Regions from separate parts of the Homo sapiens genome. Here region 2 is linked to region 1. Evidence: chromatin loops called from intact Hi-C (ENCODE). Cell type or tissue: HCT116. All regions are shown on one strand. Each heading gives the region's core, and the rest is flanking DNA. Links, peaks and the distances in the headings are about the cores only. Region 1 has its middle 48 kb from the start of KLRG2. Region 2 overlaps HIPK2 (homeodomain interacting protein kinase 2).

Region 1 (15,158 bases), core at 3,415-11,414:
ATACTGACTCACTATGACTTTTGCCTCCTGGGCTCAGCCTCCTGAGTATCTGGGACTAAAGGTGTGTGCCACAATGCCTGGCTAATTTTTGTATTTTTTGTAGAGACAAAGTTTTGCCATGTTGAACTTTGGAGGTCTTGAACTTTGGAGCTCAAGTGATCCGCCCACCATGGCCTCCCAAAGTGCTGGGATTACAGGCATGAGCCACCCACCCGGCTAAGTTTTGTATTTTTTATAGACATGAGGTCTCACTATGTAGCCCAGTCTGGTCTTGAACTCCTGGACTCGAGCCATCCTCCCACCTTGGCCTCCCAAAGTGCTGGGATTACAGGTGTGAGCTACCGTGCCTGGCCTATCAGTCATCTTTGAATGAGGCAAGTCTAGACCACCAGATGTCAGGAGTTGAAGGGCCTGGGCTATGTATGCTCTAGGAGAGCAGCATTCATGTGAGTGGATAACCTTCACTCCTCCTGTCCGCTGAGCTCATCAGATGCAGGCTCATGGTGGACAGTTGCTCCTCTCTGTCCAACCTCACTTGCAGATTCCTTCCTTCAAACAAGGCTTGTCTGTGTGACTCCGCATTCAGCCTCACCTCCTGTGTTCACTCCAGCTCCCTGCCTGGGTCTGGGCAAGTCCCTACCTGAGCATCCTGTCATGCTTTGCTCCCTGGCGTGTCACTGACTTTGGAGAATTATGCTCAGCTGGCTGCCTCCAGGACGTGCCCTCTCCTTACACCTGTTTAACATTCAGGGCAGTTGGCATCCCTTCCTCATACTTTCATGGCTGAGGGTTTCAGAGGTCTCCTAGTTTCCTTAGTGCCAAGGTGTGGATTTCTGCTGCTTGTTCTCCTTACTGCTTTGGGGTAGATTTGGAGAGAAGCAGCATTATTCTGACATTTTTAAACAGGAAGTCTTCTGCTGTGTGCTGCAGCCTGTCTAAATAGCCAGCCTTGGTTCAGAACGTGGTGGCCAGAAGAGAGCCCTATTCAATAGATGAATCAAGAGATTCAATACACTTATTTTTGCTCTGTTGCCTGGGCTGCAGTGCAATGGCACAATCTTGACTCAATCCAATCTCTACCTCCCTGGGCTCAAGGGATCCTCCTGCCTCAGCCTCCCAAGTAGCTGGGACCACAGGTGTGCACCACCATGCCCAGCTATTTTTTTTTTTATACTTTAAGTTCTGGGGTACATGTGCACAATGTGCAGGTTTGTTACATAGGTTTATATGTGCCATGTTGGTTTGTTGCACCCATCAACTTTTACATTAGGTATTTCTCTTAATGCTATCCCTCCCCCAGTCCCCCACCCACCAACAGGCCCCAGTGTGTGATGTTCCCCTCTCTGTGTCCATGTGTTCTCATTGTTCAATTCCCACCTGTGAGTGAGAATATGCGGTGTTTGGTTTTCTGTCCTTGTGACAGTTGCTGAGAATGATAGTTTCCAGCTTCATCCATGTCCCTGCAAAGGACATGAACTCATCCTTTTTTATGGCTACATAGTATTCCATGGTGTATATGTGCCACATTTTCTTTATCCAGTCTATTATTGATAGACATTTGGGTTGGTTCCAAGTCTGCTATTATGAATAGTGCTGCAATAAACATACGTGTGCTTGTGTATTTATAGTAGCATGATTTATAATCCTTTGTGTATATACCCAGTAATGGGATTGATGCCTAACTATTTTTTGTATTTTTTGATAGAGACAGCGTTTTTGCCATGATGACCTGGCTGGTCTTGAACTCCTGACCTCAGGTGATCTGCCCACCTCGGCCTCCCAAAGTGCTGGGATTACAGGCATGGGCCACCATGGCCGGCCTCAATACACTTATAAAAGAAATATAATCTACACAGCTGATGGTTGTCAGTTGAAGCTGACAGACTGCTAGATGAGGGTCATATAAATAAATAATATTAAAATAGAGCCTGCTGTTATAGATTGAATTGTGTCCCCCAAAATGTTGAAGTCCTAATTCCCAATACTTATTAATGTGAACTTATTTGGAAATGGGGTCTTTTAAGATGAGGTCGTGCCAGGCACTGTGGTGCAAGCTTGTAGTCCCAGCTACTAGGGAGGCCGAAGGGGAAGGATCACTTGAGCCCTGGGGTCTAAGACCAGCCTGGACAACATAGTGAGATCATATCTCTATTTAAAAAATAGATGAGATCATTAGGTTGGGCCCTAATCCAATTTGACTAATGTTGTTATAAAACACACAAATTAAGTCGGCTATGGTAGCTCACACCTGTAATCCCAACACTTTTGGGAGGTTGAGGTGGGAGGCTCACAGGAGTTCAAGATCAGCCTGGGTAACATGGGAAGATCCAGTCTCTACTAAAAATACAAAAAAAAAAAAAAAAAAAAAAAAGCCAGGTGTGGTGGCACACACCTGTAATCCCAACACTTTTGGGAGGCTGAGGTGGGAGGCTCACAGGAGTTCGAGATCAGCCTGGGCAACATAGGGAGATCCAATCTCTACTAAAAATACAAAAAAAAAAAAAAAATAGCCAGGTGTGGTGGCACACACCTATAATTCCAGCTACTCAGGAGGCTGAGGCACAAGAATTGCCCGAACCTGGGAGACGGAGGCTGCAGTGAGCTGAGACGGTGCCACTGCACTCCAGCCTGGGCGACAGAGCAAGACTCTGTCTTTAAAATAAGTAGAAATTTGGACACAGAGGCAGACATGCCCGTAGAGAGCACATCATGTAAAAAAGACACAGGGAGAAGACAGCCAAGGGATGCCTGATGCTACCAGTAGCCAGGAGAGAGGCCTAGAAACAGATCCTTCCTCGGCACCATCAGAGGGAACATGGCCCTGCTCATGCCTTGGTTTTGGACTCTGACTTCCAGAACTGTGACAGAATAAATTTCTGGGTTTTTGGTTTTTTTTAATTGTTTTTAATTATTTTTTTTAAACAAAAGCATCAGGTTGGTGAAAAAAAGTTCTGTTGTTTAAGCCACCCAGTCTGAGATACTTTGTTACGATAGTCCTGGGAAACCAACCCATCACCTTTGTGTCCGCTATTCCCAACCAACATCTGCATCCCCTCCTGTGCTGAGGCAGGGGTCCAGGAGGTTCATGTTACCCTGCAAGCTTTACGTTTCCAGAGCATCACGTGCCAGAAATTGGGGAGGAAGCAGGGAACTACTAAGTGTCTTGAGGGATGGCAGCTTGGGCAAAAAGAGGAAGACTGAGTCTCTGGCCCAGCCTGGAACCCTCATGAGTGTCGGCTGCTCTGCTCAGGATAACAGCCGAAGCAGATCATGCACACAAGGCCCTTGCCACTTGGCCTCACCCACCTTTCAAACCTCGCCTCTAACTGCACGCCCTGGTCTCTCCCTGCTCCAACCACCTGAACTGTTTCCCCTTGACAGCCCCCCAGAAAGCTCCCTCAAGGCCCTTCCCCATGACCCCACATCCACTCCAGAGACAGACACTGTCCTGATGTGTTCCACCACGTCCATCTTCCCTGTTGTAGAGTTCGTAGAAGCGGAGTCACACAGCATGTGCATTGCATGCAGCATAATGCTTCTGGAAATTCATGTTGCACATATGAGCAGCTCATTCTGTTGTATGGGCACACAGTACTACAATGTGTTTATCCATTCACCAGTTGATAGACATTAGTCTTGTCTCCAGTCTGGGGTGGTTATGAATTAAGCTGTTATGAACATGTCAGTACAAGTACTTGTATGGAAGTGTTTTCATTTCTCCCGGATTCCTGGGGATTAGATCACTGGGTCAGGTGCTAAGTATATAGTTCACCTTTTAAGAAATTGCCACGCGGGGCATGGTGGCTCACGCCTGTAATCCCAGCACTTTGGGAGGCCGAGGCGGGGCGGGGTGGGGGGGGGGAGGGGATCATCTGAGGTTGGGAGTTTGAGACCAGCCTGACCAATGTGGAGAAATACCGTCTCTACTAAAAATACAAAATTAGCCGGGTGTGGTGGCACATGCCTGTAATCCCAGCTACTCAGGAGGTTGAGGCAGGAGAATCACTTGCACCTGGGAGGTGGAGGTTGCAGTGAGCTGAGATCACGCCATTGCACTCCAGCCTGGGCAACAAGAGCGAAACTCCATCTCAAAAAAAAAAAAAAATTGCCAAAATGTTTCCCAAAGAAGGTGTATCATGTTCTATTTCCACCAACAATGCATGAAAGTCCAGGTGCTACAAGTCCTCACCAACACTTGGTGTTGTCTTTTTACTTTCAGCCCTACCGATCGGTGTATGGTGGTATCTCATTTAAAATTGCATTTCTGATCCAGTGCAGTGGCTCACGCCTCTAATCCCAATACTTTAGGAGGCTAAGGCAGGAGGATCTCTTGGACCCAGGAGTTCTAGACCAGCCTGAGCAACAAAGCAAGACCCTGTATATACCAAGGAAAATAGCCAGGAATGGTGGCACATGTCTGTGGTCCCAGTTACTCAGGTGGGAGGATCACTTGAGCCCAGGAGTTCAAGGCTGTAGTGAGCTACAATCACACCACTGCACTCTAGTCTGGGTGACAAAGTGAGACACCTCCATCTCAAAAATAAATAAAACTGCATTTCTGAACAATACACGTTTGTTTGGCCGGCTCCACCAATCTCAGCTGGGCTCCCCTACATCTGCAAGTTGGCTTGGGTGGCCTTCTCTAGCCCGGCCTTGGCTGGAGCAGCCCTGTTCCGTGTGTCCTTCATTGTCCTCCAGCTACTGGGATAGGCAGACATAGTCTTATGACAATGGCAAGAGAGCCAAAAGAAACACGCAGGCCTTTTGAGGCCTAGGTCAGAACTGACACACCATTCTTTCCCCAACAGGCCACTAGCTGGAGCCACAGAAACAGCCAAACTCAGTGGGCAGGGGTGGGGGAGTCCAGCCAGTCCTGAAGTAGATGAAGCTGCAGGCTCAGGTGGCAAAGGGCATGGATGCAGGGAGAGGCAAAGAACTGGACCAGAGATGATCTCAAACACACAATCCCTCCTGTGAATGTTTCACAATTTATGCCTAATAACTCGTAGAAAAATGACTAATGATGGCCGGGTGCGGTGGCTCACGCCTGTAATCCCAGCACTTTGGGAGGCTGAGGCAGGTGGATCACCTGAGGTCAGGAGTTGGAGACCAGCATGGCCAATGTGGCAAAACCCCATCTGTACTGAAAATACAAAAAATTAGCCATGTGTGGTGGTACATGCCTGTAATTCCAGCTACTCAGGAAGCTGAGGCATGAGAATTGCTTGAACCTGGGAGACAGTGGTTGTAGTAAGCTGAGATCATGCCACTGCATTCCAGCCTGGGCAACAGAGCGAGACTCTGTCTCAAACAAACAAACTAATGATGAATTTTTTTTTTTTTTTTTTTTTTTTTTTGGAGATGGAGTCTCCCTCAGCTGCCCGGGCTGGAGTGCAGTAGTGTAATCTTGGCTTACTGCAACCACCGTCTCCTGGGTTCAAGCGATTCTCCCATCTCAGCCTCCCGAGTAGCTGGGACTACAGGCACCCGCCATCATGCCTGGCTAATTTTTGTATTTTAGTAAAGATGGGTTTCGCCATGTTGGCCAGGCTGGTCTTGAACTCCTGACCTCAGCTGATCCACCTGCCTCGGCCTCCCAAAGGGCTAGGATTACAGGCATGAGCCACTGCGCCTGGCCAAATCATTCATTTCTTGAATATCTGTAGGAAGAGTCTAGAGGCTGGGTCTGTCAGTTCTGCACAGTGGCGTCTTTCTCACAGATGGCATTTCCCACTTCACAGGGTGTTAAGTTGTTCTTCGTCCCCTGTCAAGCTCCGGCCTCACCTCAAACCCGTAAGGTCCTTGCACACACAGTCCGGGTGAGGCTGTGAGGATCCAAGGACACCGAGTGAAGTGAGGGCAGCAGGACCCAGTGCCTGGCCATTCTAGCTGGGACTGGCCACCTGGCAGTGTCGTAGCCAACATCTGTGGTGACTCTGCCATGCCCCAGGTAGTGTGTGTGAACAGTTTACATATAGAGCGCATGGAATTTCCACAATGACCCAGTACATTAGTGGGTTAGTTTGGCTTTTAGTAACAAAAACCCAATTCCAAGCTGCCTACGCAAGAAAGAGAAATGATTAGAAGACTCAGGAGGGCCTTAGAGAGGCCAAGAGTAGGGATACAACTGGGCTTGGGACTGGCTGGAGCCGGGCTCCTCATGTCCTGCCTCGACCCCTCTTCCTGTGCCTGGGTCACTTGCTTCTGCGGTGGCCAGCTTTATCATGGCGGCACATGGCCACTAACAGCTGTCAACTTCCGTGACATCCTCAGTTCAAGAGAACAGCCAGTCCAAGCTAGAAACTAGTCCCAAGGAAGGACTGGGATTGTTTTAAACAGGCTCAGGCACCCGCCTCTGGACCACTAAGCTGTCACTGTTACCAGTGTGGAAACGTCCACATTGACTAAAACATTCGTGTGACTGCAGAGGTGTGAAGGGGGGGGTTCCCTAGACAGTGGGGGAAGGGCAGACGGAACAGCAGCAGTCTTCTTCCATGCTTGCGTTTTTATTTCCATTTAATAGATGAGACTCGAGGAAAAAAATGCGCAGGTAGAGTGTGCGGGTTAAGAGTACAGACCCGGCCAGGCACAATGGCTCATGCTTGTAATCCCACCACTTTGGGAGCCTGAGGTGGGCAGATCACTCGAGGTCAGGAGTTCGAGACCAGCCTGGCCAACATGGTGAAACCCTGTCTCTACTAAAAAATACACAAATTAGCCGGGTATGGTGGTGCATACCTGTAATCCCAGCTACTTGGGAGGCTGAGACAGGAGAATCACTTGAACATGGGAGGTGGAGGTTGCAATGAGCCAAGATTGTGCCATTGCACTCCAGCCTGGGTGACAGAGCAAGACCCTATCTCAAAAAAAAAAAAAATTACAGGCCCTATATAAGATCTGAATAGACACTTCACCAAAAAGATACACAAAAAGCAAATAAACACATGACTTTAAGTGGGTAAGCGGCGGGGCACCCTTACAATGGATTCTACTCAATGTGAAAAGGTGGGATGTGCTGATGCACACAGCACGGGTGAGTCTCAGCAGCATCGTGTTAAGGGAAGGAAGTCGGCATGAAAGTCTGTATGCCAATAACTCCATTTATATAAAGTTCTAGAGAAGATAAAGCTCATGCTAGAGAGATCAGTGGTTGCCGGGGCCAGAGGTTTGAGGAGAGGATTGGGAGAGGCCAGGAGAGAATTTGTGGGGAGATGGAACTATTCTATATCATGATTGCAGTGGTGGGATACATTTGTCAACTTACTGTATGCTTAAAATTGGTGATTTTTTTTTGAGACGGAGTCTCGCTCTGTCACCCAGGCTGGAGTGCAGTGGCACAATCTTGGCTCACTGCAACCTCTACCTTCAGGGTTCAAGCGATTCTCCTGCCTCACCCTCCCGAATAGCTGGGATTACAGGTGCCTGCCACCATGCCGGCTAATTTTTTGTGTTTTTGGTAGAGATGGGGCTTCACCATGTTGGCCAGGCTGGTCTCGAACTCCTGACCTCAAGTGATCCACTCCCCTCGGCCTCCCAAAGTGCTGGGATTACAGGCGTGAGCCACTGCGCCCAGCCGAAATTGGTGAATTTTATTGTGGGAAAATTAAATCTCAATAAAGTTTTTTTAAGAAAGGTAGCCATTATCATTTTTAGGCATCTCTTACAGGTTTTGCCTTTGAATAAACGCAATAAAAATAAAGTAGTAGGTCCTGGGGTTAATCTAAACTACATTCAACTCCCCCAGGCCCTATCATGATACCTTGAGTACCTTTTTGACTTTTTTAAGCCTCAGCAATCTCATCTGTAAGTCTGGAGATGGTAACTTCTAGCTTATAGATTTATTGTTGTGAAGGACGAAGAGATGATGTGGATAACTCCTCAGTGCTGGGGTTATCTAGTCTGACTTTGGTAAATGTATTATTATCGCTTCCCAAGGGCACACAGCTTCTAAGTGGCAGATTCAGGGCTCAAACCGAAGTCTGTTTTCAAACCCTAGCTCCTGGCCGCCCGCGCCGCACCGCCTCACTAGCGCCCTCTTGCGCTAGTTCTATGCTCCAAGCACACTTCGGATTCTTTGACTTCCCCTGTAAGAACACAGCGTGCTGATCAACAAACCAGAGCATCTGCTTCTATTTATAACTCTAAGTAGAAAATTGACATTCAGCTTTTATAAATACTTTTAAAAAACAGGAACAGGCTGCAAGTCTTTTGATTTGGAAACTCTTGAGTAGCAAGGAGAAGGCTCAGAAGGCCACAAGGAATCCATACTGCTTACAGAGGGAGGGAGGGCAGGCTTTGGCCCCAGCAACTCATCAAGATGACTGCCGTGTAAAGGGGCTTGGCTGTTGATGCTCCCAGCCAAGGAAGGAAGGTAGGTGGCCAGTGCCTCCAGCTGTAAGCAGAAGCCCGGGTGTCACTGGTTGGGAGTAAGAGAAGGAGAATGAGAACAAACCATGGTGATAAGTTGGTTCTGAATTATGACCAGGCAAAGGGTGGGAGAACTGTGGCCACATTTGAGCTCTGATAAGAGCAAAGCTGGAATCTTAAATATTTAGACGCGGAGCCCTAAAGGATGTACTTGACAAGCAATAAAAATCTTAGAAACACTTTAGTGATTCTCACGGCTTGCTTCTTATTCCAACTGCAAATTAACCTGGCAGTCTGAGAACATACTCTATTTTAACTTCCAAGCTCCTCACAGCAAACATCCTGTGTCTGGGACATCAGGAGCCTTTCAGCTCCTCCCAGCCTCAGGGCCAAGTACCACAGGCTCAGGGCTCCCCAGGGACAGGTGCTGGCTGGAATCGCCTGTGAGGTTAAAAAACGCACGTGATGCTGGGCGTGATGCTGGGCGCGGTGGCTCACACTGAAGTGCTCCCAGCACTTTGGGAGGCCGAGGCGGGGGATCACTTGAGGTCAGGAGTTCGAGACCAGCCTGGCCAACATGGTTGAAACCCTGTCTCTACTAAAAATACAAAAATTAGCCTGGTGTAGTTGCAGGCACCTGTAATCCCGGCTATTCAGGAGGCTGAGGCAGAAGAATAACTTGAACCCCGGAGGTGGAGGTTGCATTCTCGGCAGTGAGGCGAGAATGTGCCACTGCACTCCAGCCTGGGTGACAGAGCAAGACTCCATCTCAAAAAAAAAAAAAAAAAAAGGCCGGGCGCAGTGGTTCACGCCTGTAATCCCAGCACTTTGGGAGGCCAAGGCAGGCTGATCACCTGAGGTTGGGAGTTCGAGACCAGCCTGACCAACATGGAGAAACCCCGTCTCTACTAAAAAATACAAAATTAGCCGGGTGTGGTGGCACATGCCTGTAATGCCAGCTACTCGGGAGACTGAGGCAGGAGAATCGCTTGAACTCGGGAAGTGGAGGTTGTGGTGAGCCAAGATTGTGCCATTGTACTCCAGCCTGTGCAACAAGAAATTACATCTCCAAAAAAACAAACAAACAAACAAACAAAAAAAAAACCACACACCACAGGTACTCAGACTCCTCCCAGGTGCAGGATTCAATCTGAGTAAGCCAAGGTAGTGGTAGGAGTGATCCCGGGGCCTGGAAATCTGGAACATTTTTGTTTTACTTGGTGAGGATGGAGACTGAGTGAAAGTCTGGTCTGCTATTCGAGAAAGCTACCATTGTCCCAAGTTGGCAAGCCAAGAAACAGCAGTATAAACATTATTTAGAACTATGAAAACAAATACAAGGAGGAACCACAGAAAGCACCTAAAGTGGTTCTAACCAGTGGTGTCCGAAGTCAGAATAGTGATTATCTTGAGAAGCGGGGACTATTAGCTTGGAAGGACCATCAGGGAACTTTCTAGGGTGCTGGAAATGGTCCGTATCTTGATCTGGGTGGGAGTTGGGTGTTGGCCCTCCCTATCCATGGATTCTGCGTCGGTGAATTCAACCAACCTTGGGTTTAAAATATTTGGGAGAAAATCATTTAAAAAAATACAAATGATATACAAACAATGTAACAACTGTTTACGTAGCATTTACATTGTATCAGGTGTTATAAGCAATGTAGAGGTGACTTAAAGTATACAGAGATGATATGCATAGGTTATGTGCAAATGCCACACCATTTTGTATGAGAGACTTGTGCACCCTCAGATGTGGCGCTTGAACCCAGGAAGCAGAGGCGGAGGCTGCACTGAACCGAGATCACACCACTGCACTCAGACCTGAGGAACAGTTAGATTCCGTCTCAAAAAAAAATATTGGGGGGGGGGGGTCCTGCAATCAATCCCCCATAGATACCGAGGAATGACCATACATATATAAAAACCCATCAAGCTGTACTCTCAAGATTGTGTATTTCGCCTGCATATAATTTAAACTCTGTAAATGTCTCCCTCCAAAGAGGAATCAGTTTACAGCGAGACTAGGCTGTAGGCAGACTTTTTTTTTTCTTTTTCTTTTTTCAAAGACAGAGTCCCTCTCTGTTGACTGGGCTGGAGTGCAGTGGTGTGATCACAGCTCACTGCAGTCTCATCCTGGGCGCCAGTGATCCTCCCGCCTCAGCCTCCCAAGCAGCTGGGAGTACGGGCACAGGCCACTGTGCCTGGCTAGATTTTAAATATTTTGTAGAGACAGGATCTCCCTTTGTTGCCTGTGTTGGGCTTGAACTCCTGGGCTCAAGCAATCCTCCTGCCTTAGCCTCTCAAAGTGCTGGAATTACAAGCGTGAGGCACCGTGCCTGGTCAGGACTGACTTTTTTTTTTTTAAAACATACATTTACAAACTTAAAACCATCTCCACCTTTTTAAAAAACACCATATTCATGTCTCCTTTGATAAAAATAGAAATTAGATGTTTTAAAAGGTCCACAAGAGTCTGGTGTACAGCCTGGGTTGAGAAGTTCTGACTTCAGAAATGCTTCCTGCAACTGCTTTTTAAAAATAGCTTCTAACCCTTTCTTTCACCAAGGTAAATTCTCATGAGTTTCAACCTCTACTTTAGAGCATACCTTTGCTTTCTACAAGCAGAAGTTTGAAGAGAAGAGCTACACAGTAGGTTGGTCTGCATGGAATTCCTCTACTTCTTCTAGTCTCTTCCCACCAGGCACTGCCAGCTGCTATTGTTTGAAACTGACACTCAACATTACCACCAGCCCCAGCTTATGTAGTGGAGCTTTTGAGGCCGGGCTCTGACTCAGGCTGGCCTAGCGGATCGCAGGCCACAGAAGAGCAGCTCTGGATATTTGGTTTTTCAGTAGGTCAGGCATGGGATGGGGGTCCCCAAACAAGGTCTTTCCCAATTTTCCTGGTAATTCTGATGCTGGTTGGTGGTCCAGAAGCCACATTTTGAGCTACCCTGCCTAAAAGAGTCCATACTGCCAACAGGAAAAAAAAAAAAGTGTATATATTTTCAATCAGATTTACTGAGGCATAATGAAGAAAGTGTATCTATTTTAAGACTGCCTTTTGACAAATGTAGGCACCCATGTAACTACTGCCAATCAAAATATGGAAGATTTCCAACACGCTAGAAAGTTCCCTCTCTGCCATTAATCCTTGGTCCTCCCTGAGGTCCGGCCCCAGGCAAACCTGCTTTCTGTCCCTAGAAACCAGTTTTGCCTGTTCTAGGATTTCACATAGAGAATTGATTGTACAGTATGTGTACTCTTTTGTGTCTCATTCCTTTAGCTCAGCTTTTGATTTATTAGCTCAGCATGTTTTAAAGGTATTCATGTTGCTGCTTGTGTCAGTAATCCCTTCCTTTATAGAGATGTATCACAATTTAACCTTTTTTTTTTTTTTTTTCTGAGACAGGGTCTCACTCTGTCACCCAGGCTGGAGTGCAATGGTGCAATCTCGGCTCACTGCTGCAACCTCCCCCTCCCCGGTTCAAGTGATTCTTCTGCCTCAGCCTCCCAAGTAGCTGGGATTATAGGCACCTGCCACCATGCCTAGCTAATTTTTGTATTTTTAGTAGAGACAGGGTTTCACCATGTTGGCCAGGCTGGTTTCGAACTGCTGACCTCAAGTGATCTGCCTGCCTCGGCCTCCCAAAGTGCTGGGATTAGAGGGGTGAGCCACCACACCTGGCCTGTTTATCTGCTTTCTAATTGATGGATATTTCCGCTCTTATGAATACAGCTGCTATGAATGTTCAAATACAAGTGTTTGATTGGACATAAGTCTTCATTTCCCTTGGGTACGTAGGAGGATTGCTGGGTCATATGGTAAGGATATGCTTATTTGTAAGAAGCTGCCTGTTTTCCAAAATAGCTGTACCATGTTACAACACCACTAGCAAATGAGTTCTGGTTGCTCTACATCTTCATTCATACTTAGGTGCTGTCAGTCTTTTTACTTTTGATCATTCTAGTGGATGTGTAATGGGATCTCATAGTTTTAACTTTTTTTTTTTTGAGATGGAGTTTCGCTCTTGTTGCCCAGGCTGGAGTGCAATGGCTCAATCTCGGCTCACCACAACCTCTGCCTCCCAGATTCAAGTGATTCTCCTGCCTCAGCCTCCCAAGTACCTGGGATTACAGGCATGCACCACCACGCCTGGCTAATTTTGTATTTTTAGTAGAGATGGGGTTTCTCCATGTTGGTCAGGCCAGTCTCGAACTCCCGACCTCAGGTGATCTGCCTGCCTCAGCCTCCCAAAGTGCTGGGATTACAAGCATTAGCCATTGCGCCCGGCAGTTTTAACTTTCATTTCATAATGAGCAATGATGGTGATTCTCCTTTTATGTGCTCAACGGCCATCTGAATATTTTATTTTGTGATTCTGATTCAGAGTGTTTAGAGATCGTATTTTGAGGAACCCTGCCTTAAAAACACCCATATGGGGGGGGTCAGCCCCCCGCCCGGCCAGCCGCCCTGTCTGGGAGGTGAGGGGCGCCTCTGCCCGGCCGCCACCCCGTCTGGGAGGTGTACTCAACAGCTCATTGAGAACGGGCCATGATGACAATGGCAGTTTTGTGGAATAGAAAGGGGGGGGAAGGTGGGGAAAAGATTGAGAAATCGAATGGTTGCCGTGTCTGTGTAGAAAGAGGACATGGGAGACTTTTCATTTTGTTCTGTACTAAGAACAATTCTTCTGCCTTGGGATCCTGTTGATCTGTGACCTTACCCCCAACCCTGTGCTCTCTGAAACATGTGCTGTGTCCACTCAGGGTTGAATGGATTAAGGGTGGTGCAAGATGTGCTTTGTTAAACAGATGCTTGAAGGCAGCATGCTCGTTAAGAGTCATCACCACTCCCTAATCTCAAGTACCCAGGGACACAAACACTGCGGAAGGCCGCAGGGTCCTCTGCCTAGGAAAACCAGAGACCTTTGTTCACTTATCTGCTGACCTTCCCTCCACTATTGTCCTGTGACTCTGCCAAATCCCCCTCTGCGAGAAACACCCAAGAATGATCAATAAAAAAAAAAGAAAAAGAAAAAGAAAAACACCCATATATATGGCCTCCAGAAAAGAACGACTTGAAGTGATGATTTATTTACTTATTTTTTGAGACAGGGTCTTGCTCTGTCACCCAGGCTGGAGTGCAGTGGCAAAATCTCAGCCCACTGCAACCTCCACTTCCAGGATTAAAGCAATTCTCGTGCCTCAGCCTCCAGAGTAGTTGCAATTACAGGTGCGCGCCACCACGTCTGGCTAATTTTTGTATTTTTAGTAGAAATGGAGTTTCACCGTGTTGGCCAGGCTGGTCTTGAACTCCTGAACTCACGTGATCCACTCACCTCAGCCTGGGATTACAGGCGTAAGCCACCACGCCTGGCCTAAAGTGATTATTTAAATGGAAAATCTAAGAGTTCCTCCCCCTAACTTTGTGAAAATTTTCAAAAATACACAAAAGTTGAAAAACCAGTGATCTACTTAGATCTAACAGTGAACAATTTGTTACACCCGCTCTTTATGTGTTTATCAAATTGTTGAACTATTTAAAAGTAAGCTGCAGACATCCAGATGCTTCATCCTTAAATACTTTAGCACTTATCTCCTAAGAATATTCTTCTATGTAATGGCAATTCCACCATTATACCTAATAAAATTAACAATAAATTCATATTCAATCCATATCCTAATTTCTCATTATTCCAGCCTTTTAAACAAAGATCCAATCAGAGTTCAAGCCCTTTTACTGATTATCATCTCTTCAGTCTCCTTTGTGTTTCATTACCTAGTAGATTGTCATATTGATTTCAAGTAAATTAAACTTTCTGAACAAAAATATCAAGAAATCAAAAAATGTAACTGGCCAGGCAGGGTAGCTCATACCTATACTCCCAGCACTTTGGGAAGCCAAGGTGGGAGGATCACTTGAGCTCAGGGGTTTGAGACCAGCCTGGGAAACATAGTGTGATCCCATCTCTGCAAAAAAAAATTTAAAAAATTTTTTAAAAAATTAGCTGAGTGGGAGGGTGGTGGGTGGGGGCAGGGCTATTCAGGAGGCTGAGGCAGGAGGATTACTTGAGTCCAGGAGGTCAAAACTATAGAAAGCCATGTGCACCACTGCACCCCAGCCTGGGCAACATGGTGAGACCCTGTCTGAAAACAAAAAACAAAAAATGGTAACTCCTATATACCATGTTATTTGGATAACTATCGGTTTTTTATCTGTTACAATCAGCTTGAGAGATACCATGAGACTAGAATAAAAGGTGCTGGAAATGGGACAGTACTTGCAGTTATCATCCTGCTTCATTCATTTCAGTCTTTTTTGTAATGGACATTTCTGTTGCTCCCTCCCTTCTTGCCACTCCCAGCTGAATCCTACCTGTCACAATACTTTATGCCAGAAAGAGCCTTTCACTTAGAATCAAAAAGGTGTCGGCTGACTCTGTCCTATTAGTCACTCAGCATGCCTCAGCTTCCTACTCCGAAAAACGGGCATGATGGTGATAGAATATGGTCCCTTCGAGTAACCACAGGATTGCTATACAAATCAAATGAGATCGTGTGAGTTAATTTATGTTGGAAAACATGAGGCACTTCATTCATTCATTCCACATTCATCGGGCATCGTCTATGTAGGTCTCTGTGCCAGGGACAGAGATGTGAGAAAAAGGTTGCGAGAGGTTCTGGGAAAAGTTGCCTTGCTCTTAAGAGACACAAGATGAAATGGTTTCTCTTCATATGGATATAGGGCTCAGATGCTAGTCCAAGATATGGAGCTGGCATGCAACTCAA
Region 2 (15,158 bases), core at 3,778-11,777, 180 kb before region 1:
ATCTGCAAAGACCCTATTTCCAAATAAGGTCACATTCACACCAACTGGGGACTGGGACTTTAATATATCTTTTAGAGGGATACAATTCAATCTGCTACACAGTCTCAGCTCACTGGCAGGGACCGCAGGCTCTCACCTTTGTGCCCCAGAGAAAATTCTAGAACTTCAGCTATTTTTAGTGTGAAAATTAGTCTGAAACCAGGGCAACCCAAAGTGAGTTTTCTCTTTAAAGCAATGAGAAACAAAGCTATACACCAGTAAACACTTAGCACCCCTCTTACTGTAGATGACTATAACCAAAAATCATGATTCTGAGTAAAGTGTGCTTGTCAGTTGATTAGCAGCTTAGATTGTCTGAGAAAACTGAAATTGGTTTCCAGACCATGTCCTGGAAAATACAGAAATCACCACAAAACAAGCCTTTTAAAGTCGATCCTAGTATAGACTCACCCTTGGAAGAAAAATCCTGTGTTCAGATATCCTGCCTGTCTTGGCCAGAGGTGACTCCATTGAACACAGGGACTAAAATAATTCTGGCCCTAACTGGGGAACCCATGAGAAGGATGATATGCTGTAGGTGGAGGACGGGCACACTCAGGCCCTTCCACTTCCCTCTAAAGGTTAAATACATGCATACATACATACATACATACATACATACATACATACATAGACTTTTTTGTATCTTATTTGTACTGCTTGGCCGTGACTCTTTTTTAAAAATTGTGGCAAACACACACATAGCATAAAATTTATCATCTTAGCCTTTGTTAAGGGTACAGTTCAATAGTATTAACACTCCCATTGTTATGCAACCAGTCTCCAGAACTCTTTTCATCTTGTGGTTATTTTTAATGAGGAGTGATGAAAGCTGCATTTCAACTTAACTGATGAAAGCAGGAGCAGTTTACATCCTGTCATTCAGATATATTTGCAGGTCCCAGCAGCAGCCCTCTCCCCTTCCTGGGGCACAGCCCCTCTCTGCCTTTCCTGCAGAGAGAAAAGCCACATCCTGTGGGCAATGACAACATGTGGGTGGTGCCTCCCATAGGGGCAGAGTTCCTGGGAACTGAGAAAGGGGGCTTGAGAGATCAGGAGGAAGTTACAGGGCAAAAAATAAGGGGAGCCAGGAGAGGGGAGGCACGCTGGGGTCTTCCTTGGTAACCTGTCCTTACTTGCGTCCAGGTGAACATGACGACAGATTTGGAAGGGAGCGACATGTTGGTAGAAAAGGCTGACCGGCGGGAGTTCATTGACCTGTTGAAGAAGATGCTGACCATTGATGCTGACAAGAGAATCACTCCAATCGAAACCCTGAACCATCCCTTTGTCACCATGACACACTTACTCGATTTTCCCCACAGCACACAGTAGGTGTCCTGCCTGATGCTTCGTACCAGGGATCGGCAAACTTTAAAGGCCCAGACACTAAATATTTTAGGTTTTGCGGCCATAAGGTCTTGGTAACAACTACTCAGCTGTCACTGTAGCTGAAAGCAGCCACAGATGCAATACATAAACAGATGAGTGAGGCTGCATTCTAATGAAACATTTATGAAAGTGGGCAGGGCTGGGCGTGGTGTCTCATGCCTGTAATCCTAGCACTTTGGGAGGCCCAGGCAGGTGGATCACCTGAGGTCAGGAGTTCGAGACCAGCCTGGCCAATATGGTGAAACCCTGTCTCTACTAAAAATACAAAAATCAGCTGGGTGTGGTGGGGCGCACCTGTAATCCCAGCTATTTGGGAGGCTGAAGCAGGAGAATTGCTTGAACCTGGGAAGCAGAGGTTGCAGTGAGCCGAGATCGCGCCATTGCACTCCAGCCTGGGCGACAGAGCGAGACTCCATCTCAAAAAAAAAAAAAGGAAAGAAAAAAAGAAAGAAAGTGGGCAGTGGCTGGACTGGGTCCCTGGCCTGCAGTTGGCTTCACACTGAAAAGGAGGGAAGAGGAGAGCACAGAGCTGGATGAACCTGACTCTGGGTATCTGTGCAGGAAGAGAGGTGCCCGAAACGGTAGTCTCTGTAGCGCAAAACTAGTCTCAGGGCCAAAGATTGCTCCCAGAACCTTCCCAGAGTGGACCCAGTCTAGTTTGGGTTTGGATTTGTTCATTCATTTCTTCAGCGTGCTGTGTGCCGGGGTACAGTGGTGAGCAGAGCAGACGGCCCTGCCCACTGGAGCTTGCAGTCCGTAAGAGAGAGAATGGTATAAAACAAGTGATGCCCAAATCACCAGGCTGCTATGAGGACAAGTATCAGGTGTGATGAGAGCATACCCACAGGGGAGCCTCATTTTGGGGCAAACCAGGAAGACTCCCAGGAAGTGGCCTGTGAAGGATGAGGAAGAGGATGGGCATGAGCAGGCAGGGCATTGCCTGTATGGACAGGACACTCCCCCATGGGCAGGACCATGCACCCATCCCAGAAGGCAGTAGGTGAGACAGTGAGGCATCCAGTCAGCCAGGGCAGGCCGTACATGTTAAGGTTTTTAATCTTGATCCAAAAAGCAATGGGAACTCATTAAATGATTCTTCAGCAAGGGAATAGCTGGTTAGATCTGTGTTGAGCAAAGATCTGTCTGCTGCCACACAAGTCAAATGAGTCTGGAAAAAAATGTCCATTCGGTTTAACAACTCACAAGTTGTCAGTAACGCAGTGGCAGCCATTCAGTGGAGTGGTAAAAGCAGAAACCAGTTTACCAGGTTGAAAGACCAAGTGAGAGGTGAAGAAATAGCAACCTTTCATGAAGTGAGGCTATGCAAGAGAAGAAATAGAGGGGTGACTGGGGAGGGGTCAAGGGGATTGTTTTTAAGACAGGGTTCAGAGCACAGGGATGGGCCAGTGTCATTGGAAGGATAGATGGACGAGGGGCATGTGGATGTCAGCGTATGTGCTGGTCTCATGGAGAAAAGTTGAGGGAGTCCTGTCAGACAGCTTCTGCTTCTCAGAAGTAGGCAATGAGGTTATCTGTTGAGAACGAGGTGGAGGGTGGTTTAAGAAGGGTAGAAAGTTTAGGTAGCTGGAGCAGAAGGTGGCAGAGCAAACTGACCAGAGAAATACGGTGGAATTGTTGAGCCCTGAGGTTCGACATGAATCGTTTATAGTGTAACTCATCTCCCCAGGTGAAGGCATAGAGAAGACAGATGAGTCTTCTGATCTAGGTTTGTCCAGGTGGAATTTTTGCCAGGCTGGTAAGAGAAGAAGACAGATTGACAAGGAAGCTGATGAGGCTAGCCAGAGAGTAACTGTAATCCAGAATGATGTCTATTGGAGACTTTGCCCAAAGGGAAAGGAAGTGAAGATGGGAGGGGATCCAAGTAAACGTGGTGTTCTGGTCAATGCAGAGAAGGGTTATCATAGTCATAGTGGAATGAGCCAGATGGAGGAAGAATGTGGCTGGGAAAACAGGATGCTTAAACTTGTAGTTTCTGGAGGTGGAGCAATTTCAGGTTTGACGGTCCAGGGAATGAGTGGCTGTACTGGGTTGAGAACAAGAGTCACTGGACATGAGAAGTAAGCGGGAAGCCAGGGTATTTAAAAAGGGACCTGTGACTTCTGAAGCCTTCCTAGCGAGGCAGGGAATGGCTTGGAGAGGAAGGTCCAGCCAGTGGCAAAGGCCTCAGTGAACGAAGGGGAGAGGAAACGAAGTCATGGCCGGTTGCAGTGGCTCACACCTGTAATCCCAGCACTTTGGGAAGCCAAGGAGGGCGGATCAGCTGAGGTCAGGAGCTCAGACCAGCCTGGCCAGCATGGTAAAACCCCATCTCTACTAAAAATACAAAAATTAGCCAAGCGTGGTGGCCGCACTTCTGTAATCCCAGCTACTTGGGAGGCTGAAGCACAAGAATCGCTTGAACCCAGGAGGCGGAGGTTGCAGTGAGCTGAGATAGTGCCACTGCACTCCAGCCTGGGCGACAGAGCGAGACTCCGTCAAAAAAAAAAAAAAATAGGAAGCCGTTGGTGGATGGGAAGGTAATGGAGGGTCTCACTTCAGCCTCTCAACCCTGAGGTACTTGGGATGTAAAAGAATAAATAATCACATCCTACGTCTGCAGGGAAAAGGGGTGTGCTCAAGAGAGCAGCAGATTCTATAAGGATCAGGAGGGGAAGGGAATCCTGTGAGAAGAGCCTGGAGATGTGAGAATTGTGCGTATCATGGCGGGCCCTGCTGTCTCCAGAGTCAGAGGGGGCTGGGTCTCAAGGCTGGACCCGCCCCTTTCTGGCCTACAGGAAGTGAGTGGGTGGCACCACCATGGATAGTGGGGCCTCCATTTCATTTCTGTGCCTTACTATCAGTGAAGCAAGTCAAATGGCATTGCAACAAACAGATAGTGCCTCTTTAATGTAAAACCATGCTTGAAACAACTGAACTCCGGTACAAAGGAATCTGGACCCATCCCTCCCCTACTCTTGTTATGGGATTTGTCCTTTTTTTCTTTTTTTTTTTTTTTTTTTTTGAAGTAGAGTCTCACTCTGTTGCACAGGTTGGAGTGCAGCAGTACGATCTTTGCTCACTGCGTCACTGCAGCTTCCACCTCCCAGGTTCAAGCGATTCTCCTGCCTCAGCCTCCCGAGTAGCTGGAACTGCAGGCACACGCACCACACCCGACTAATTTTTGTATTTTTAATAGAGACAGGGTTTCCCCATGTTGGCCAGGCTGGTCTCGAGCTCCTGACCTCAGGTGATCTGCCCGCCTCGGCCTCCCAAAGTGCTGGGATTACAGGCGTGAGCCACCGTGCCTGGCCTGGATTTGTCCTGTTTCTGAGTGCCATAGGGGTCAGCCACAGAGCTGTCCATCTGTACCACAAGAAGAAGAAAAGCAGACTTGGCAATTTACTGGATAGGGCTCCCATGATTTCAGTCTTTTGATATCACGGGTAAAATGGGATGACTGAGAAACAGCTACGGATAGGAGACTGAGGATAGGGGTGCCCTCTACAGAGGTCCTCTTAGCCGTCTGCACCAAAACAGTCAGATAGTCACCCCCATAAAGCCTGGGGCTTTAATGACCTCAGAGTCCTTCCACCTCTGGGTTCTGTAAGGAAGAATCAGTAGAGTGTTTCACGGCTTGGTCACATGGAGACCGTGAGCATCAGCAACCAATTCAGAACTTCATCTGGGACCCAAGAGGGGCACTGACAAGTCAGAACTCAGAAATTAGCCTAAGAAGGAAAGGTGGGTCTCTGAACACACCTAGGCTTGCCTGAAAGTAGGCCTGATCCCTAAAGTTCTCTAGAACTTGCTGGGAAAACCTTGAAGAACTCCAGGGCAAGGATAAATCTCCAGGCCCATGCAGCTGTAGCGCCCCTGCCCTGGGAGCTGAGCCACAGCTACTGGATTACTAGGTGAAACAGACCCCACTCCTTTCTCCATACCAGGATTCCAGTGCACAATTTTTAAAAAACCAATCTTCTTATAAACCTAAAGTGAAAGGACTTGCCCTTTCCTAAAACCCAAAACTTGAAATATTTCAGTTGGAAAATTCTGAAGGGGTATGGAAATTTTGTGTTGAATTGTCACGAAACCAAATGCTTTAAGCCCATTCCAAAAAGAATATAAAATGCATTGGTTTTATGCTGCAGCCTCCACGCACAAGACCTTGGTACTTAGTAGGAGCTGAAAACACACTGGCATTAACAGCATTATTAGGAGTATTTTTACCTACTGGATACCGCAGAATATGTTTTCTTTTCTCTTCAGCATCATCAGTCCGTAAATGGTTATGTCGTGTGCATGACGCAGCCAGTGTAAGTGGTCAGAATCTTAGAAAGAAGTAGGACTCTCTAAGTCGCGTCTCAGTCAGTCATTTGAAACTTGGAATGCATTTTTCACAGGATGTTTGGGAATAGCCCACAGACACCTGCTTAGCCCCAAAGATAGCATACCCACAGAGTACTGAAGTAGTACACGTTTGTAATCCTAAAATAGTAGAAAACTTTTATTTTACTCATTCAGTTATTACATTTTTTATAATTAAAATAGACATTTTGAGTTGAAAATTAAATGAGTTTTTTTTCTTTTTCTTTTAATTTTTTTTTTTTTTTTTTTCCTGAGACAGGGTCTCACCCTGTCACCCAGACTGGAATATAGAGGCCTAATCATGACTCACTGTAGCCTCGACCTCACAGGCTCAAGTGATTCTCCGACCTCAGCCTCCTAAGTAGCTGGGACCATGCGCACGTGCCACCACAGCCAGCTAATTTTTATATTTTTTTTGTAGAGAATAGGATCTCCCTATGTTGTCCAAGCTGGTCTTGAGCTCTTGGACTCCACCCACCTTGACCTCCCAAAGTGCTGGGATTAAGGCGTGAGCCACCCCACCCAGACTAAAAGGGATTTTATTATCTTGAATATTAGCATTTGAGGAAAAGTAAGTTTAACTACAAGAAATGAATGAGAAGCGCTGTATAAATTCTGAAGGACACTTTTTGGTCGATTTTCAAGAATTTGGGTGGCTGAAGCCACTTGTGGCTTTCCTTTTCCCTGATGCTGGTTTCAGCACCACTTTTATACTTTACTTTTGTAGTTGGGGTTTTGTTTTGATACACAGATGCAATGGGGGAAGAAAAGGAGAAAATTTCTATTTCATGTAGCTGGACAAGACTTAGACAAGAAAATGAAGGCTGAAGTTGGTGAAAGAGGACGTATGTGTATACACGAAGGTAGCCAGTGATTACCTATCCTTGGCAAACTCCCTACCTCCCTAAGCTTCAGCCTTACTCGTGAAGTAGGGACGAGAATCATGTCTCCGTCTTATGGATGTTGCCGGACCGAGTGAGAGGTTGCAGAGTATTATTATTAGGACACTAATAAATGTTAACCACTATTATTAATTATTAGTATTATTACTGTTTCCATTACCTACCTGCACAACCCCTGTGGGAGAAAGTGTGGCAATAGGGTCACCATACTGGGTTGGAGAGTTCCTTGGCCGTCCCCTAGGTGGTGCTGGTGACCCAGGGTAGCTGAAGCAGGTGACTACAAGGGTTGTCTTTGGGAAAGGTGGAGGCGGGTTATAAGTGACTAGTTAATGTTCCCATTCAGAGAGCTTATACATTGGTTTGTGGGCCAGAAACCAGGCTGAGAGTTGAGAATGAGCAGTGATGCTGCAGGTGGACCTGATGTGAGAATGCAGTGTGAGCAGTCAGTTTTGTTGTGATATATAGAACCTATATGGAGAAAGGGTAGTAGGGCACTGGAGAAAATTCATCTGAATAACCGTGCCTGTTGCAAATGCACAGGCTTTGCACAAGCAATCCAAGAAACTTAGACCTAAAGTTTAGTTTCCCTGCTTGTCCTGTTTACTGAATTAACCCTTCTCTCCTTTCCTTTGTTTTCTCCCCTTCATCCCACGTTACCCTCTTCCCCTCCCCTTATGTCTCAATATGCCTCTGCCTTTTGCATGAACAGCGTCAAATCATGTTTCCAGAACATGGAGATCTGCAAGCGTCGGGTGAATATGTATGACACGGTGAACCAGAGCAAAACCCCTTTCATCACGCACGTGGCCCCCAGCACGTCCACCAACCTGACCATGACCTTTAACAACCAGCTGACCACTGTCCACAACCAGGTAAGTGGGAAACAGAAGGGAAGGAGAGGCGGGGCTGCACAGTGTGAGCCTCAGGACTTGTATTTTCCATCATACCTAGTCAGGAGGCAAAATTCCTGCTGTCATGTTCAACAACTAAACAAAGTATTTGCATCCAAGGTTATTTCCTTTGAGGGACCCAGGCACATTTTGTGTTGACTTCTGGCCCCATTGACAGGTCCCAGAAAGGACTGGTGAGGGCCATTCTTTCTGAGATGGTTCCCCTTACTGCTTTCCTCTGTCCTGATGTGGGAATAGGGGGAAGGGGGTGCTATGATCCTTTTATGCCTGATATGTGCCTGGTAAAGAATTCTAGAACTGGCCAGGCACAGTGGCTCATGCCTATAACCCCAGCACTTTGGGAGTTCAGGGTGGGAGGATCACTTAAAGCCAGGAAGTTCAAGAGTAGCCTGGGCAACACAGTGAGACGCCATCTCTACAGAAAATACAAAAAATTAGCTGGGTATGGTGGTGCATGCCTATAGTCTCAGCTACTCAGGAGGCAGAGGTGAGAGAAGTGCTTGAGCCCAGGACTTCAGGGCTACAGTGAACTATGATTATGTCATTGCACTCCAGCCTAGGGGACAGAGTGAGACCCCGTCTCAAAAAACAAAGAAAAAGATCATGGAAACATGGATTTAATCTAAAAAAAATAAAGATTCTAGAACTGGGAAGGACTCAGGGAATCACCCAGTTCAGGCCCTTCCCCTCGTCCCCACATGGCTGGATCTACCTGATCTCCTTTTGGGACAGATAAACCCTGTCCTTTCTCCGAGTCATGGAGAAAATCAGTTCATCAGCCTGTCACCAGAATCCCAGCAGCTGGAACTAAATGGGATCAGGAAGCTAAGGTTTTCTTCCCACAGATTTCCAGGAAATTGGCAGAAGGAGCAGCTAACATACTGCTTGAAACTTGGATGACACCCAGGCAATATTTATTGAATGAATAATCTCCAAGTCTGAGCTGAGACTGCCTCTAGTGTCTAAGAAACTGTAACTCCTACTCCCATCTTTCAATCCTCCTAGTTCCCCTAAAGAAGGGCCCCCAGATTTTTGTTCTTAATATCAATCTGGAATGAAAAGACTTCTGTGTGGATGTGTGTGTACCTGAAATGTGAATACCTTATGTCCATTCTTTTTGAAAGGTCCCTCCTGTCACTGAAGAGTCACTGCCCCCTGCTTTTCAGCCGCTCCCCTTCCCACCCTTTTCCCCTAGGCCATCCTTGTGGCACATTGGCCTGCTCAGGCCTAGCTTTTCTTCCCAGCCTGCCATCTCCCTTTGCCCAAATTCTAGGAGACACCACCTGGTATCTGCTGCCCTCTGGGGGCCGTTTGCATTCTTGAAGCTCTCCTTAGGGTGAAAGAGCTGTTGGGAGTCCGAAAACTAACCTTGCCCAGCCCTAAGGCTAAAGCATCCATAGCCAGACCTGTGAGCTTCTTGACAAAAATCAGCATGGTTTTGTTCATTACCTCCTTGAAGACATTTGTTTCTCCCACCAGCCCTCATGAGGCACCTGGTCTTAACTCCCTAACCCCAAACTACCTGTCCCCATCTAACATCTGCCCCATCAGGTATCAAAGGCATCTGTGAAACAGGAGGAAGGAGCACCCCTCCAATGCAGGCGTCATGTCAAGTGGAGTCTCCCCAGCAGGCTGTCCTTCCCATGGATGTCTTTCTGCCAGGCTGGAGAACTGTGGTCCCTGACCAGACGCGGGGTGGGGGGCCACCGCCATCTTGCTGGTGATATGACAGCCAGCATATCCACTCCAAAGGGTGTCGCAAAGACTCTGCAAAACTAAAAGGGTTGCTCATCAAAAGGCAGTTGTCAAATAAGAACACCCGTCTTCTCCACGGCACTGAGACCATCCAGATCTGGCTTGGGACTGGGGTGAAGTAGGAGTAGCTGGTAACTTAGTGTGATGCTTGGGCCAGAGTCGTGGGTAAGGGAAAATGACATCCCACAAAAGCAAAGGGTCCAAGAACAGGATTTCTGTTCTCTTGCATTGGATTCTACTACTCCCTACTTTTGAATACATCAGGAAAAAAAAATTACTCAGGACACACCTAGCCTTAAGCACTAAGGCATGCTTTCCCTCCACTGATACTGTTGTTATTAAATAACATCATTACTAATAGCTAACACTTATTATGTGCCAGGCTTTACTAAGCGTACCATAACTCTTAATCCTCCCAGCAACGTTGTGAGATAGGTTTTATTATTATCATTTCCATTTTAGAGGAGGAAACTGAGGCACCGAGTGATTAATTCTCTTACCCAAGGCCCTTGCTCGTTCATGAGAGGTGGGCTTAGGCTTTGCAGCCAGCAATCTGGCTTCAGAGTCTGGACTCTTAAAATATACATACACAGCAGCATAAGTAAGTCTTAAGTAAGTCTTATGGAGGTCCCCAAATGCCTTTCCTAGGTGATGTCTGCTCTTTAAATCCAACAAGACTTCTTCTGTTCATTGCTGGTTCTAGTAGCTAGCTTTCTACATGAGCTCCTTGGAGCTGTTTGCCCATTTAGATATTTAGAAGCAATACAATATATGCATAGTTTTATGTTAGAAGTTGAAGGACATTAAACTACTTAAAGAATCTCTTGCTACCTTTAACATATATCCAGTAGACTAACCAAAGAACCATTTCCCAAATGATCATGAATCTACAATCTTTTAGGTCTCAAGGAAGCTGGGTCAATAATTCATAACCCGTTAAGTCTCAAGGCAGCTGACTTCCTCTACTTTCTAAAACTTTCAGGTTACCCAGTTGGTAACATGTTGAATAATAAGTCTTCTCTCAGCTATTCCTTGTTTATCATGTGGATCAGCAACTTCTCTAACATTTCCGTGGAATTCTATTATTTGGACCTAGCCTTCTACCAAGAATTTGAATTTGAGTTTATAGACCAAGCTCAAACCCCTTCCTTCTGGAACCATTTGAACGTCTACTACAACTGCTTCCAGGAATCACTTCTTCCATTTTTGGAAAACCTGTGTCATCAATAAACTTGCTTTTTCACTAGGCACAGTGGTGCACACCTGTAATCCTAGCTATTTGGAAGGCTGAAGTGGGAGGACCACTTGAGTCAGGAGTTCAAGTCCAGCCTGGGCAACATAGCAAGACCCCAGTCTCTGATTTTTTTTAACTTGTTTTTTCTTGTTATTACTATCTGTCAGCTGCAAGAGCTCTTCCCAGTTCTCTGTGTGCTCCTCTCTGGCAAGTGATAGGCTAGCTACCTTTCTGAGAGCTAAAGGAGGATATACAGAAGTAGAAAACTTTTTGTTGCCCTCACATGGGCTTCTTCAACTGGTCCTTAAGCAGGGTTCGAAACTAGGGGAAAACCTTATGCATGTCTGATGGTCACACTGGAGACTGGGTCCATATCAGGACACAAGTGCCATTTGTCCTTGAGTCTACAGAGCTGGAAGATTCAGCCTCTCAAGGAGCTCATGGTCTCCATGGTGAGACAGGCTGTAAGCAAAAATAGTTTAATCAAAATGCAGAATAGCATGTACTAGGGGCCAGGTAGACAAACAGATTATGTGTTACAGAATCGAGAGGAAGGAGAGACCACTGCAGGCTGGAGGAAAACACCACTAAGACACAGCCCCTCCCTCCCAGGAGACTTTAGGCTGGAAAGACCAACTGTACTGTAAGGCAGATTGTAACAGGAGCTGGGCTAGAAGGCTATATTGTACTGTGTGATAGCAAAGGAAGGAGCAATTCATTTCCATTAATGGTGTCTGAAAGGGTTTCACAATGGGGCATGTGGGACCCAGGCTAGGCCTTAAAGCCCAAAGGCTTGGAGAGAATGCTATGGGTCAGAGAGCTTGTATGAAGGGAAAGGCCTGTGCTCACAGTATGCTTGGAAAACAATGAGTAAACTAATCTTGGTGTCAGAAGAGTGGAGAGCAGAGGGAGATAAGTCTAGAAGGTAAGGTTGGCCAAACCAGGGAAAACAGGGCACTAGACCAGGCGCATACCATGTTCATCAAGCTGTAATTGGGATTTTGGAGCAGGGGTGCTGACATGCACAAAGGTGTCTTGTGGAAAGAATGATCTACCCTCTGTGCTCAAGAAGGCTGGAAGGGAAGTAGAGACCAGAACATTTCTAGTCAGGGCCTTATAGGTCCCAGGCACCAGGAAGTCACAACTGAAAAGAGTCAGTGGATTCCAGGGACATCAGGAAGGAAGCAGCAGCAGGAGCAGTGGCTGGCAAGAAAGTGGAACCACCGAGCAGAAGTTTGGGAACCTAGAGGATACAGGTGCCAGGACCCCCAGCAGGGACACCCACAGGGGCTAAGGGCTGGGGGGAGTCTAGATATGAGCAGACCATGGGGAATGTGGAGGGTTGAGGGGGAAGAAGCCTCCGGAAGAGATCGCGATATGGAGAAAACAGGAAATACAAGTCATGTCATCTGACAAAACACAGACACTGATGCCCACATATGTACACACGTGTCCCAAGCAGACTATGCGACGCTGCAAAAGCACACCCACTTTAAAATATGTGGCTTAAAATCAGACATCTGTGCCACTCAATTTCGTGATTATTTTCAAACAAATCAATTTGCTTTGCAATGAAATTTAGCACAAAATCTAAGTATAGAAAACATATGTAAAATAAGACTTTGTCCTTTTTATCAAATGTGACATCCATACACACCCTACTTGAAATTCTATTTGTGTCCAAGATATCTTCGTGGTTTCTTCCTATGTATTCCCTGGTCCTTGTAACTTCTAGAGGCAAAACCTCTTGTAGACAGTGCTGAATGTGAAACCACTGGTAACCACCTATCTTGCTAAAGGATCAGTATGAAGGCTAAGATAGGGGAAACTGGAGAATTCCAAAGTTGGAATTTATTTTCCTTATACAGCCTCATTTTTCATGCAAGTTCAGTCTCAAGTGATGTCTTTTTCTGAAAAAGAAAGGCAAGAGGACATAATGTCAATGGCTTGTGTTTGTCAAAGCCACCTCCATTTCAGTTATCTGGACACACCAGCATCTTTTCTATCTGCCAGGCTTTGTCACTGCATACCAACATGAATGCATGGGATGCAGACACAAAGCCCCAGGCTCAACATGTCCCTCTCCCTCTCTGCATACATCTCCTGTACTTCTCTAAGCTTTGCAGCCATCTAAGGACATCTGTAAACAGTACTGCCCATAGTCCTGAGCCCCTCCTCGGCCCTGCTCTCCGCCTGTTGCATGTGCTCCTGTGCCAAGCTCTGGGTACTGAGACCATAGTCCTTTAGGGCCTGCAAGAGCCTCCCCCTGGATTTGTCCTCCCACATGTGGACTGCACCCACCAGGCCCGAGGGGAGTGTGAGCAGAGCTTGGACGTGCAGGCTGGCAGGTCCAGGCACCCAGAGCTCATCATGTTGTGGGATGGAATGGGGCTTGGGCAGAGAGAAGGAGGGCAAGGTCCAGCTCTCTCCCTGTCACCATGTGTCAGCACAGAACCCAAGGAATCCCATAGTCCTCAACTCACGCCTGGTCTTCCCGGTTATTGGGAAGGTGTATTTGTCAAAATGAAAAGGCAGAACATTTTATTAAACAGTTTTCTAGCCTAATTTTTAGCCTTTTCAGCATTTAGACATGGTAGCAGGCATCCGTGTGTCCTCTTGTCTGGGCCTCACAAATGCCAGGAGCAAGTCTGAATGTGAACACCAAGGTGACTGTCTCCCATGTTTTCAGGGACCTGCTTTTCCCTGCGACTTTCAATCGTGTTTCCACTCCTCTCTGCTTTTGCCTTTCTGCTCTTAGTTTTTGTTTGTTTGTTCTTCTTTGAGTTCATTTATTTGATTTAGATTCGTGTCTCCCAACATGCCACCTCCCTCATTTTTTATTTTTGTTTATTTTTGTTTAATCCCCATCACTCCTTTAGGCTCCCTCCTCTACCAGTGCCACTATTTCCTTAGCCAATCCCGAAGTCTCCATACTAAACTACCCATCTACACTCTACCAGCCCTCAGCGGCATCCATGGCTGCAGTGGCCCAGCGGAGCATGCCCCTGCAGACAGGAACAGCCCAGATTTGTGCCCGGCCTGACCCGTTCCAGCAAGCTCTCATCGTGTGTCCCCCCGGCTTCCAAGGTAAGATTGAGCAGCCACAGCCTCTCACCTGCTTCTTACAGAACGGCCTCTGGGGCTCCGGCACCTGCAGTTTTCTGTCACGCTCATTTTCATGGAGAAAGGCCCTCCTCATTTCTTCCAGTGAGAGCGCTGGTATCACTGAACTAGAGGGCTCCTCTCCTACTGTGGCCAACCTAGAAACAATAGGGCTTATGCCTCAGCACCAAGTCAATCCTTTGTGACTCTCACACCTGCCAGGGACTGTGTCCCTGGCCAGCTGTCTGTAAATAAGTACATAGTTTGTGCTTTCATTGTTATGCTGATGTCAGCTCTTGCTTTTCCTCGCATGAAATATCCTCTGTGTGGGTTATCTGTAGAAAACTGCCAATCTCTGACAGCCGACATAGTCCCAGCTCCCATGAAGAATATCCATCAGTCTGAAAAGTACTTCCCTGGGACCCCTCCTCAAAACAATTCTTTGGCCATGACCCCAGCACTCCTCTCCTGTAGACTCTAAGAAGCTAGACTGTGTACTTTGTTACAATTTACCCAGAAAGCTTAAGAATTTATTTTTGCAAGCCTCATGGTGTAAACTGTGTGGTTACAGTCAATGCAATTCCAAATGGGTTCATACATCTCCCCAACACCCCTCATTTTGACATACACAGGTACATCTTGATGGTCAGAAGCCCTTGTTTTCCTGTTGTAATCTGCGAGCATATCTGTCCTACTTTTGGCCTTACAGCCTCCTTAATCTGACCTTCTAGCCTTTGAAGACATTCAAGATTTCAGGAGGAGTTTTGTTTTTTAATTTGTTAGAAGCCAAAGGGGAGACTTCCAAGGACCAGGCAATACCTGGTTGTTGTCAGTGACCAGTGCAAAGGGAAGCAGAAAGTTGACATAACTGCCCAGGAAGGTTCTTTTCATCCAGCTGTTCACAGCGTCTCAGCTAACCCTTCTCTCCCTCACACTGTCTGGAACAGGCTTGCAGGCCTCTCCCTCTAAGCACGCTGGCTACTCGGTGCGAATGGAAAATGCAGTTCCCATCGTCACTCAAGCCCCAGGAGCTCAGCCTCTTCAGATCCAACCAGGTCTGCTTGCCCAGGTAATTCTTTCTCCTTTATTATTACTGGTATTACCATTACCTGTGTTAATGTTGTTCACAAAAGATATATATCTCCACTCCCTCTCTCCCTAGTAATGAGTTAGGTGCTTCTAGTCATTGGAATGTATCTGTAATATTCTAAATGGTCCCCAAGTGAATTACCTTCCTAAGTATCTGCTTACAATTCCAAGAAGAAATTTAGATACAGGGAGAGTCTGGGGAAATTATTATTATTATATCTTTGAAATGCAAATTAATCTGGGATACCTAGGTTTTAATCCTAACTGCTAGTAACTTGTCTATGACCTAAGGCAAGTCAGTTAATATCTCTTTGCCTCAAATTTCTTTCTTGTAAAATAGAAATGAGTTTTTAGAGCCAAAAGGAGCCT

What was found. A loop is a pair of places that touch in the nucleus more often than their neighbours do. Peaks named below come from ENCODE experiments on the same cell type or tissue, not always from the same donor. Only the 100,000 strongest peaks of a DNase experiment are listed, where the experiment ranks them.
Region 2: a loop joins it to region 1, with 12 times the contacts of the local background. A loop is called at or near these places in 6 of 110 quality-filtered maps.

What each region holds. Positions count from the first base shown.
Region 1 is chr7:139,427,625-139,442,782 of GRCh38, reverse strand. It overlaps a transcript of KLRG2 not described here. Among named protein-coding and RNA genes, the nearest start is that of KLRG2, 48 kb to the left of the region's middle. In HCT116, for the core only: a CTCF peak has its summit at 8,035 (motif pointing left); a DNase peak (open chromatin) is centred at 8,039; H3K27ac peaks cover 801 bases.
Region 2 is chr7:139,612,813-139,627,970 of GRCh38, reverse strand. It overlaps HIPK2 (homeodomain interacting protein kinase 2), which reads left to right. Exons shown (of 15, transcript NM_022740.5): 6 at 1,186-1,370; 7 at 7,408-7,570; 8 at 13,478-13,685; 9 at 14,648-14,769. LOC105375530 (a long non-coding RNA gene) reads right to left here. Exons shown (of 4, transcript XR_001745383.2): 3 at 13,714-13,858; 4 at 12,418-12,508. Among named protein-coding and RNA genes, the nearest start is that of CLEC2L, 97 kb to the right of the region's middle. RefSeq lists a silencer at 1,372-1,582 and an enhancer at 7,021-7,080. In HCT116, for the core only: CTCF peaks have their summits at 6,929 (motif pointing right) and 8,919 (motif pointing left); DNase peaks (open chromatin) are centred at 6,950 and 8,890.